2 separate regions of the Homo sapiens genome follow, and region 2 is linked to region 1. Evidence: read pairs that join two places in POLR2A ChIA-PET (ENCODE). Cell type or tissue: Panc1. All regions are shown on one strand. Links, peaks and the distances in the headings refer to the core of each region. The heading gives the core; the rest is flanking DNA. Region 1 holds the start of PRPH (peripherin). Region 2 overlaps KCNH3 (potassium voltage-gated channel subfamily H member 3).

The links. Peaks named below come from ENCODE experiments on the same cell type or tissue, not always from the same donor. Only the 100,000 strongest peaks of a DNase experiment are listed, where the experiment ranks them.
Region 2: POLR2A ChIA-PET joins it to region 1 with 21 read pairs; 6 of 35 experiments call an interaction of 5 or more read pairs at or near these places.

Annotation. Positions count from the first base shown.
Region 1 is chr12:49,290,232-49,295,593 of GRCh38, reverse strand. It overlaps PRPH (peripherin), which reads right to left and starts at 447. Exons shown (of 9, transcript NM_006262.4): 1 at 1-447. The coding sequence starts at 393. It overlaps TROAP-AS1 (TROAP and PRPH antisense RNA 1), which reads left to right. Exons shown (of 8, transcript NR_120449.1): 6 at 1-334; 7 at 1,059-1,146; 8 at 1,698-2,963. RefSeq lists enhancers at 1-431, 432-1,349, 1,429-2,191, 2,192-2,955. In Panc1, for the core only: no CTCF peak of the experiment used is centred there; no DNase peak of the experiment used is centred there.
Region 2 is chr12:49,542,604-49,547,965 of GRCh38, reverse strand. KCNH3 (potassium voltage-gated channel subfamily H member 3) reads right to left here. Exons shown (of 15, transcript NM_012284.3): 4 at 5,127-5,260; 5 at 4,448-4,691; 6 at 3,894-4,051; 7 at 3,584-3,791. Among named protein-coding and RNA genes, the nearest start is that of KCNH3, 6.3 kb to the right of the region's middle. RefSeq lists enhancers at 1-419, 4,047-4,960, 4,307-5,362. In Panc1, for the core only: no CTCF peak of the experiment used is centred there; no DNase peak of the experiment used is centred there.

The DNA of each region.
Region 1 (5,362 bases), core at 191-5,190:
TTGGCTCAGCTCCCCGCGCAGGGCCGCGTTCTGCTGCTCCAGAAAGCGTACCTTCTCGATGAAGTTGGCGAAGCGGTCGTTGAGCTCCTGCAGCTCCTGCTTCTCGTTGCTGCGCGTGGCCAGGAACTCCTGGTTGAGGGCCTCGGCCATGGAGAAGTCGAGGCGCTCCGAGGGCAGGCGCAGGAGGGCGCCCGCTCCCGCTCGGGGGCTACGGAAGCTGCCCAGGCGCACCGAGGAGCTCGGGGACGCGGAGCCCAGCAGGCGGCTGCTGGAGAAGCGGGAGCTGGACGAGTAGGAGAAGGCCCCGGGGGATAGTGAGGGCGGTGGACCGAAGGTACGGCGGTATGAGGTGGAGCTGAAGCCGGCCCGGAGGCCCGACGGGTGGTGGCTCATTGCGGCCAAGGATGGGCAGTCACCGTTCGCAGAGCTAGGCCGGGGGCTGGGAAGGAGCCGCAGACCGCTGCGAGGCGGCTTTATAGCCCTGCGGTCTCAGGGGGGGCACGGGCAGCTCCTCCCACTGGCCTGATGGCCCGCTGGAGGGGGGTTGTATGGGGAGGGGGATGCCCCACCCCTGCGGAACAGCAGGAGCGCCTTCCCCTCCCTTCCCTGGTTGCAGGCCTCTACCCACTTGATTGCCCCCTGTTGCCGCTGGGGTGGGGGTCACTTCCTCCCAACAAGCACCCAAAGCTAGAACCTAGGGTAGGAAGGCCTGACTTGAACTAGAGTCCCTGAAAATTGCGAGGTAGAAGGACCTGAAGTTAAAGGGCAGGCTTCTGGCACAGGAGTAGGGAGGAGGCCAGCTGGAGGGAGAGTTGACCTGGCTTAGGCCCCATAGCTAGTGCCTTGACTTGCCCCCTGAAGGCCAGGCTCTATTTTCACCTGCTGTCAGCTACCCCTCCTTCACCACACCCAGAGAGGAATAGGAGACAGGGGCGCAGAGGCAGATCGGGCTGGGGAAGAGCTACTCTCCCTAATCCCCAGGGCCCTGTGAAGGGCTGGTGCCTGGCGCCAGCTCTGCTGCTAATGGGCTGACCAGCCCCCCTCCCCCTCCCCTGAAGACGGCCCAGCAGAGGTTGTCTGCTGATGTTTCAGCCTTAAAGACACAGCCCCCAAACCTAGACCTACCCCGCAACAAGCCCCAATGAGGTGGGTACATCATAGGGGGCTGAGGGTGGCTGGACCCAGCTCTGGATCCCACTCGGGAGGGTCTGCCCCATGCCACGGGCTGGGCTAAGTGGGCCTTTTGTATTCTGTCTTGGTTTACTGGATTCTCCCTCCCCCCAACCCCACACCAATTGCTGCTCAGTCATGGGCTTTACAGGAACCAGAGTGATTCCTGAGGTAGGAAGGGGAGGGGGCTGAGGGGCAACAGCGGCTGCCAAGGCTGAGAGATGGATGGACTGGCAGGAGCTGGTTTCCAGTATTGATGAGTTGCAGGTACCAGGGATGGGTGGGGCTGGATGGGGAAGAGATGGGGAAAGAGAAAGTGCCCATCCCCAGCAGTCTGAAAGAGAGAAGGCCCCAGAACAGGTCCACAAACCTGCGCACGCAAACAGATGCATACACACAGCTTTGTATATCTATGCGCACACACACTACATACACACACATACACACACAATCACACATCCCACCACACCCTCCCCTACTCCAGAGTTAGCGAGAAGGCTGATATCTGGCCTTTGTATGTCAAACAGCTTCCAGAATGCAAGCACAACCTGCCCAGGAGTGGACAGAGGCAGCTCGGATGGTCTGCAGGAGCCGGGTTGCTGAGGTCTGCTGGGTTTGCCAGGAACCATAGGGCTGGGGCTGCTGCTGCTGCTGGGGACTCCAGCGCTGTCCTGTGAGACAGGTCTGCCTCAGATGGGACCTGAGGACAAGAGAGTGCATCTGGGGAAGCAGGTTTCAGGTTCCTGCCTGGATATCTGGCTGGGGGTAAGGAGGGCGGCTCCCTGGCTGGCCAGCTCCTCAGTATTGCAGGGCAGCAGCCCCCTCCCCCCTTTGTGCGTCCTGTGAGATGGGCCAGGGCCAACGCCCTGCTCACGTCCCTACCGCCTTCGTCTCCTTTCCAGGCCCCTCCTTCCTTCCGGGCCATTAGTCTCTCCCTGCACAGCTGCCAGTTCCTTCTCCTTGATGGGTCTGGTTTGGTTGCCAGGGGAGTGGGAAGCGGGAGGAAGGGAGAGATGGGACAGGACGAATAAATGACAGCTTGGCCTCCCCTAACTCCTGGGAATTGGGAGGGGTAGGGTCCCACCCGGGATAGGGCCGGGAGGCTTGGTGGGTGTGAGGAGGGGCTAGGGAAGCCTTGGTGCTTCCTGCCGCAGTCCTGGGCACTGAGCCCCAGCTGCTGTTGGCCTGGAGCCCCATCTATCCCGGATTTGGCCCCACCCTCCAGGAGCAGGGAGCCAGCTCTGCATCAGGAGAGGCGGGCAAGGCCTGGGGAGGACCAGCTCAGGCCCTGTCTACAGGGCACTAGTGGGGGACCCAAGCCTCTGAGAGTAGAGGCTGCTGGGGCTGCAGCTGGGCCTGGGGAGTTCCAGATGGAGTTCCCGTCCTCACCCTGCTTAAGGGCTCCGCTGGCCACCTACATGCCTCGGAGGAGAAGGGACAGAGGGCTGCCACAGCAGGGCTCTGGAGCTGTGGATCAGGCCTGGGTGGGGAACTGCCAGGCAGAAGAGGCTCCTCCCCTAAAGCAGAAGGAGCAGGCCAGCAACTCCAGGCGGAGCAAAGGTAGGCAAAGAGTCTGGGTTAAGAGCCGGGCTCTGGCATCCAGCTGCCACACTTCCCATCTGATCCACCACTCTGTTGTAGAATTTAGGCTCGTCACTACGTCCCTTCATGTCCCTCAAGAAAAGGGAGATAACTAACTGTAGCTTCTACCTCATAGTGTTGTTGGGAGGACTAAAGGAATAAATAAATACATGTGAAGTGCTTAGGACACACATCTTAAAGCCTGAAAATGGAAGCTGGTTTTATTATTGCTATTATTATTAACCTCCAGAGTGATAATGTCAGCCCCAAGAGCAGTGAGAGTCTGGGCTTCTTTTGGACTGTGCCCCTGGTTGCTGAAAGTAGTGCTTGGACCCAAGGCGGAAGAAGCCAAGTCCTCCCTGGCCTCATCCTCCCCTGGTGGACCGGGACTCTGGGCAGATGGTGCAGGTTCATTCATGGCTGCTCACCTTAATTAGCTGTGTGCTTTGGGTTTTCTGAGTGACTTAACCTCTGTTCACCCCATTTTCTTTCTTTCTTTCTTTCTCTCTTTCTTTCTTTTTTCTTCCTTTTTTTTTTTTTGAGACATAGTCTCGCTCTGTCGCCCAGGCTGGAGTGCAGTGGCACGATCTCAGCTCACTGCAAGCTCCGCCTCCCGGGTTCACGCCATTCTCCTGCCTCAGCCTCCTGAGTAGCTGGGATGACTGGCGCCTGCTACCACGCCCGGCTAATTTTTTCATATTTTTGGTAGAGACGGTGCTTCACCATGTTAGCTAGGATGGTCTCGATCTCCTGACCGTGATCCACCTGTCTCGGCCTCCCAAAGTGCTGGGATTACAGGCATAAGCCACCGCGCCTGGCCACCCCATTTTCTTTATCCACAAATGGGAATGATAATAACAGTACTTACCTCATGGTGTTGGGAGGATTAAACGAGTTACCCTCTGTAAAGCACTTGTGCTTGGCACCTAGTACATGCTGTAGAAGTATTTGCCAGTATTCTCATCGCTCCTCCTCCTCCTGCCTCCCTTGGCTGCTCTGATGAAGGCTGGAAGAGAAACAACTATTGCATGTGTTCAGGGGTTTGCAGGGAAGGTGAGTAACGAAGTTTAGGTTACTGGCAAGAGTGCTATTTTTAAATTAAATTAAATTAAATTTTTTTTGAGAGAGAGTCTTGCTCTGTTGCCCAGGCTGGAGTGCAGTGGCATGATCTCAGCTCACTGCAACCTCCACCTCCTGGGATCAAGCGATTCTCCTGCCTCAGCCTCCCGAGTAGCTGGGATTACAGGTACCTGCCACCATGCCTGGCTAATTTTTGTACTTTAGTAGAGACGGGGTTTCATTATGTAGGTCAAGCTGGTCTCGAACTCCTGATCTCAAATGGTCCGCCTGCCTCGGCCTCCCAAAGAGCTGGGATTACAGGCGTGAGCCACCACGCCTGGCCAAGAGTGCTATTAAATGTCAGGCCACGGGCTCAAAGCTGGATTAGGAGGGCATGTAGGCAAGAGAGAGTGGGAGATTGGGAGAGTAAAGAGATCCATGGCTGGCCAAAGAACAGTCATAGAACAAAGACATGCCAGTGGAGCACAGTGGTTTACGCCTGTAATCCCAGCACTTTGGGAGGCTGAGGCGGGCGGATCACAAGGTCAGGAGATCAAGACCATCCTGGCTAACATGGTGAAACCCTGTCTCTACTAAAAATACAAAAAATTAGCCGGGCGTGGTGGCGGGCACCTGTAGTCCCAGCTACTGGAGAGGCTGAGGCAGGAGAATGGTGTGAACCCAGGAGGTGGAGCTTGCAGTGAGCGGAGATCGCGCCACTGCACTCCAGCCTGGGTGACAGAGCGAGACTCCATCTCAAAAAACAAACAAACAAATTAGCCGGGCGTGGTAGCATACGCCGGTAATCCCAGCTACTTGGGAGGCTGAGGAAGGAGAATCTATTGAACCCGGGAGGCAGAGGTTGCAGTGAGCCAAGATCGCGCCACTTCACTCCAGCCTGGGCGACAGAGTGAGACTCTGTCTCAAAAAAAAAAAAAAAAAAAAAAAAAAAAGACATGCTAAGCTCCTCCCAGCCTTACCCTCTGCTTCAGCACATCCCTAATACTTGCATCTGTCAGCTGGGGTCTCTGCCTCTCCGGGTCTAGGATTGACACAAACCTCCACTCCAGGCCAGGCGAAGTGGCTCGCACCTGTAATCCCAGCACTTTGGGAGGCCAAAGCAGGCAGATCGCTTGATCCTAGAAGTTCAAGACCAGTCCTGGGCAACATGGAGAAACCCCATCTCTACAAAACACACAAAAATTAGCCAGGCATGGTGGCATACACCTGTAGTCCCAGCTACTTGGAAGGCTGAGGTGGGAGGCTCACCTGAGCCCAGGAGGTCAAGGCTGCTGTGAACTGTGACTACACCACTGTACTCCAGCCCCAGTGACTGAGATCCTATCTCAAAATAAATAAATAAATAACCAGCCAGGCGCTGTGGCTCACGCCTGTAATCCCAGCACGTTGGGAGGCCGAGGCGGGCAGATCATGAGGTCAGATCGAGACCATCCTGGCTAACACGGTGAAACCCCGTCTCTACTAAAAATACAAAAAAGTAAACCGGCATGGTGGCGAGCGCCTGTAGTCCCAGCTACTCAGGAGGCTGAGG
Region 2 (5,362 bases), core at 277-5,276, 250 kb before region 1:
CTCTTGAGCCTAGCTGGAGGGTTGCAGGAGCTCTAGGGTGTTGGATGGGGGATCCCAAGATCCACAGAGGTCCTGGCAGAGCTGGGGGCCATGGGGTGCAAGGGAGAGAGGGCGGATTGGCTGATCTAGAATGGTGAGGCAGAGGGTATGTGTGGCTGTGGCTTGGGGTCACAGGATGCAGTTGGACCCCACCTCTCCACTTGTGCCCTGCTCCTCCCACCTCAGCACAGACCCCCTACTCCAGACTCTCCCCAACACTTCAGGCATATGGGTCCTGTGGCCCGCACACACTTGTCATCCACCCACTCATTCATTCAGCAACCTCACACACTGTGTGCCAGGAGCTGGGGGCCCCACAGGAGCTCCCTGAGGGCTCCAGTTCAGAAGGGCAGGTGACATAGGGCCAGAACTACATCTCAGAGGTGCCACACGGCAGGAAGGGAGGGGGGCTCGAACCAAGTGCCATGGGCTAGGGCTAGAAGGCTTCTGGAAGAAGGGACATTTGTGCTTGGTTTCAAAGGGTAGTAGGGTTTTGATACAAAGAAACTGAGGGGGTCATTCCTGGTGGAGGGACAGGCACGAGCCAAACCTGGAGACTGATATTTTAAGACAAGTACAGGCAAGTAGCTGAGTTTGGCTAGAATGTGGGGTTAACACTGAGGGCATTACATTCCAGGCTAAGGAATTTAGGAGGATGTACTAAGACCTGCACCAAGGTGGGGGCTCACCTTCCCATTATCTGAGATGTGCCATAAGAATGCAGTGGAGTACATGGTTGGGTGCAGTGGCTCATGCATGTAATCCCAGCACTTTGGGAGGTCGAGGTGGGCAGATCACAAGGTCAGGAGTTCGAGACCAGCGTGACCAACATGGTGAAACCCCATCTCTACTAAAAATATAAAAATTAGCCAGGCATGGTGGCGCATGCCTGTAATCCCAGCTACTCGGGAGACTGAGGCAGAAGAATTGCTTGAACACAGGAGGCGGAGGTTGCAGTGAGCCGAGATTGCGCCGTTGCACTCCAGCCTGGGTGACAGAGTGAGACTGTCTCCAGAAAAAATAAAATAAAATTGGAGTACGTAAAACTCTTCACAGTCACTGTTTAGTTGGCCTCTGAGGGTGAAGCTACCCAAAGCCAAATGCCCAGGATAGGGAAGGTGGGGAGAAGCAGCAGGACACAGGGGAGGGTGGCAGGGAGGCCTCTGATCTTTCAGTCTTGGCCATGGGGCATCAGCAACCCCTGAAGCTGGGGCCAGGATTGTGCCTCCAGGTGGGCGGGGTCAGGCCAGCAGGAGCTGTCCCGGAGGCTGGGGGCTCGCACACCAAGGAGTGCTCTGAGTTCTCTCCCTCAATACTCAGCACAGTCTTGTGAAAATCCAGCCCACCTCCACTGGGCTAGTGGGAACCTGGGGAAGGAACTCTGTCCACATCATGGGCAGTGGAAAAGGAAACCCAGGCAAGGAAGCTTGGAGAAGGAGCTGCCCACCAGACTGAACTGGGCCAGCTGCCCACCCCCCCACCTCAGCCTCACCTCCCCCTGCAAGGAACTCTCCTGCCAGGGCTGGACTTGGAGAGGTCTGGGTTTGGTGCCAACCCAGTTAGGGGGCAGATTCCCTGGAGAAAGAGGAGATGATGATGTGAAGAACTTGTAAAGTCTCTAAATGTAGACTAGTACCGGCTCAAATGGAACGAAACCACCCTGGAACTCAGGGGTCAAGGGTGAAAGAATATAATGTGTATCTGCAAGGGTCGATCCACCCTTGCCCATCCTGTGGAGCTCAGAGATTCTTGGGAGCTGAAGGTCTTCTTAATGTCAGATCAGCAACCCCTGTGAGGTGGTTGGAAGAGAGGAGTCTCGTGGACACAAGACCAAGGGTGTCTGGGTCCCATTTCAGGGGGCGGGAGTGGACCTAGGGATTTGGTGTCTCAGCCCACTTTGGGGGTGGTGGAGACAGGCTTTGTTTCACCATTGTCCATCTTGTGGCCGTCTGACCCCAGAGCAGCTGACACCACAGGCTTCCTCTGGGAATAGCAGGCACCAAGGAGGTGTCACTGCCCGGAGTGTCCTGGTTTCCACCTACTCAGCAGTGAGAGCACTTGGGGAAAATTTCAAATGGGTCCTCTGTGACACACACAGGCCTCCTGTGAGCTTGCAGAGGGAGAGAGGATTCACAGGAGCCTTGTAGTTCCCAGGAAACTGATCAGACCGGGTTTCTAAGGCTGATCTGGACACCTGGTGACTCTGCCAAGGAGCAGACAGTCATACGAGGCCACCTGCCGGGTGTGGTGGCTCACACCTGTAATCCCAGCACTTTGGGAGGCCGAGGCAGGTGGATCACAAGGTCAGGAGATCGAGACCATCCTGGCTAACATGGTAAAACCCTGTCTCTACTAAAAATACAAAAAATTAGCCGGCGTGCTGGCGGATGCCTGTAGTCCCAGCTACCTGGGAGGCTGAGGCAGGAGAATGGCGTGAACCCAGGAGGCGGAGCTTGCAGTGAGCCTAGATCACGCCACTGTACTCCAGCCTGAGTGACAGCTCAAAAAAAAAAAAAAAAAAAAGCCACCTGCATCTGGAAACCCGGCTAAATGTCAGTTACCTGGAAGCTGACAAAGGGCTGGAGGGCTGGGGAGGAAGAGGTCAGGTTTGATTTTGGACCTGAGGCGCATCGAGAGTTAAAAACAGCTGGAATGGAATGGTTTGGCTAGAGAAAGGGTGGAAGTTGAGATGCTCACTCGGTGTCAGTGGAATAGCCGAGGGAAAGCAAGGTGAAGGGGGAGAGCTGTGAGGAAAGGTCTGGAGACCCTGGAACTTGGAGGAGCTGGGAGGAGGCCAGCTGAGGGCTGCATCACCCACAGCTGAGAGGAACTATGGTTGGCAGGGTCAGGTGATACAGGGACTTCAAGGAGGATGAGGGTTTGGTCCCAGAAGGTCACTGTGACCTTCCAGGTGACATTTTGGGTGCAGAGGTGGGGGTGGAAGCCCTCCCAGCAGGAGTTAAGATGTGAGTGGGTGGTGAGCAGAGAGGAGCTGTGGAAGGAGAGGAGGTGACATGAAGGAGAGTGAAGATGCTGGGGACGCAGAAAGCCTGCTTTTTAGGCCAGGGGAGAGCAGGATGCAGCGGGGAGAAATGTGGACTAGAGATGACAGAAGAAATGTGGACTGGAGGTGACAAGAGAAAGGCAGGGGCCTTGGAAGCCAAGGTGGTGGGGACAAGCTTCAGAGAGGATGCGGGGGGAGGGGTGGGGAGTGCCGGGTGTCAGAGAAACCCTGGAGGGCAGTGGCTCCCTGCTTGGCCTTCCCAACGGGGCAGGGGTTTAAGGAATGTGACCAACATTTGGCCACAGGAGGCCTGGATGGGCGACTGGGACTCCTTGGGCTTTCTCCACAAGGCCCAGCTGCTGGAGAACAGGCCCGTCACGTGGTGGTGGCTGTCACACTCACACCTGCACACCCTCTTCTCTGATTTGCACACGTGCAGACTTGCACAGGTAGGGACACCACACATCTGCACCCACGCTGGCACTCACACTCCTCTGACACAACTCCCTCCCCACCACATGCAGAGGGAGCCTCCAGTACCAATCTCAGGCAGCTCGGATTCGCTGCTCTCGATCTCCCGCTGGCCAATGTAAAACCAGACGCAGGCGACCCAGTGCGCGAGCAGGGCGAACACGGCCATGAGCAGTGTCAGCACCACGGCGCTGTACTGCGAGTACCGGTCCAGCCGCGGAAGCAGGCGCAGCAGGCGCAGCAGGCGCACCGTCTTCAGCAGATGGGCCCCGAAGTACTGAGATGCGGGGAGGGAGGGAGGGAGGGAGGGAGGTCAGCGGGCCGGCCCTGCCTGTCCCCTGGCCAAGCCCACCCACCCAGCCAGCCCAGCCACACTGACCACGTTGACCTTGAAGGCATGTAGCAGGTCAAAGGGCAGCGCTGCGATGACATCCAGCAGGAACCAGGTGGTGACGTAGTGGAGGCAAATGGACTTTGGGGCAAACACCACCTGGCCCGACTTGGACACGAATGTGGTACGGAAATTCAGCACAATGTCTGTGGGGAATCCGGGTGGGAGTCAGCACTGGGGCTGGGGGGGCAGCCACTCTTGCCTGGACACCTGCTCACTTTCTCAGTAGTTGACACTGTCCCCGGCCCTTCCCATACATCGTCTTAGTTCTCACAGTAACTGTAACAGGTAGACATCATTTTGCCTATTTTACAAAGGGGGAATCTATTTTATGGAGGCTCAGAGAGGCTTTGACCAGCTCAAGGTCATATAACTTCTAAGTGGCAGATGTTTGGAACCTAGGTCTGATTTCAAAGCTCACAGGTTACAAATGAGAGAGAGCGAGGGGGGCACTGTAGCACCCTGGAAGCCACGTGGACTATCCCCAGCAAAGCCCCAGGGCGCCAGCAAAGGGTGGGGCGGAAGGGGCAGAGTGCACGCACCAAGGATGAAGAGGACCTCCACGGCCAGGTCACAGACGCTGGGCGGGCCGCGGGCGGCACTGGGCTCCCGTGCTGTGCTCACACACACGCTGTAGGGCACAGTGACAGCCACATAGAGTGTGGCGAGCAGGATGAAGCCATCCCAGGTGGCTCTCAGTGCCCCACAGTGCAACAGGATGAAGGGCGACTTCCGGATGGCGGCTACTTTGTACTCAGGCAAGTTTGGTTTCTCCCCAAACACCCCCTGAGTGAGGCAGGGCAGGTCCAGGCAGAGAGGAAAGAATATTGGCACAGGCTGAGTTTGGATAGAGTCTGGGACCCGCATCCACCTCCTTTCTATCCCTGCATTATCGAAGCAGCATCTGCTTCGAGATGGCATTAGCATCTCCATTTTATAGATCAGAAAACTGAAGATCAGGAAAGTTAAGTGACTTAGCTTTGGCCACACAGCTGCTTAGGGGAGGAGCCAGGATTGAACCAAGGCCCATCTGCCTCCCAGGCCAGGACTTTCTTCTGATGGATCAGGCATGTGATCTTCCCTCCTTCAGTCCCAACCCCCAAAGTGCTGGCAAGGCCTGGGTGGCCCCTAGGACATTCTCTCTGTGGTAGATCAGGTTCCCCTTCCCCATCTTCTGCGTCTGCCCCTCCCCTCTCCCACACATCCCAGGGCTGAGCCCACCTTATTGAGCTTGTGCTTGCCCTTGGGCTGCTTCTGCAGGTGCCCGGACAGGTGGTAGAGCACGGCCCGGCTCCGCCGCCGGTTGGCATTGAAGCCTTTGGATCGTGCCCGGCCATATCGGCGCCGGCCACCACCTGCGAAAGAAGAGGGGCCCATGAAGATGATGGGTGTGTGCCCACACACCCTAGCTCCGGGTCAGGTGTAGGACACAGTTGCTGGCCCATGGACTGGTCTGG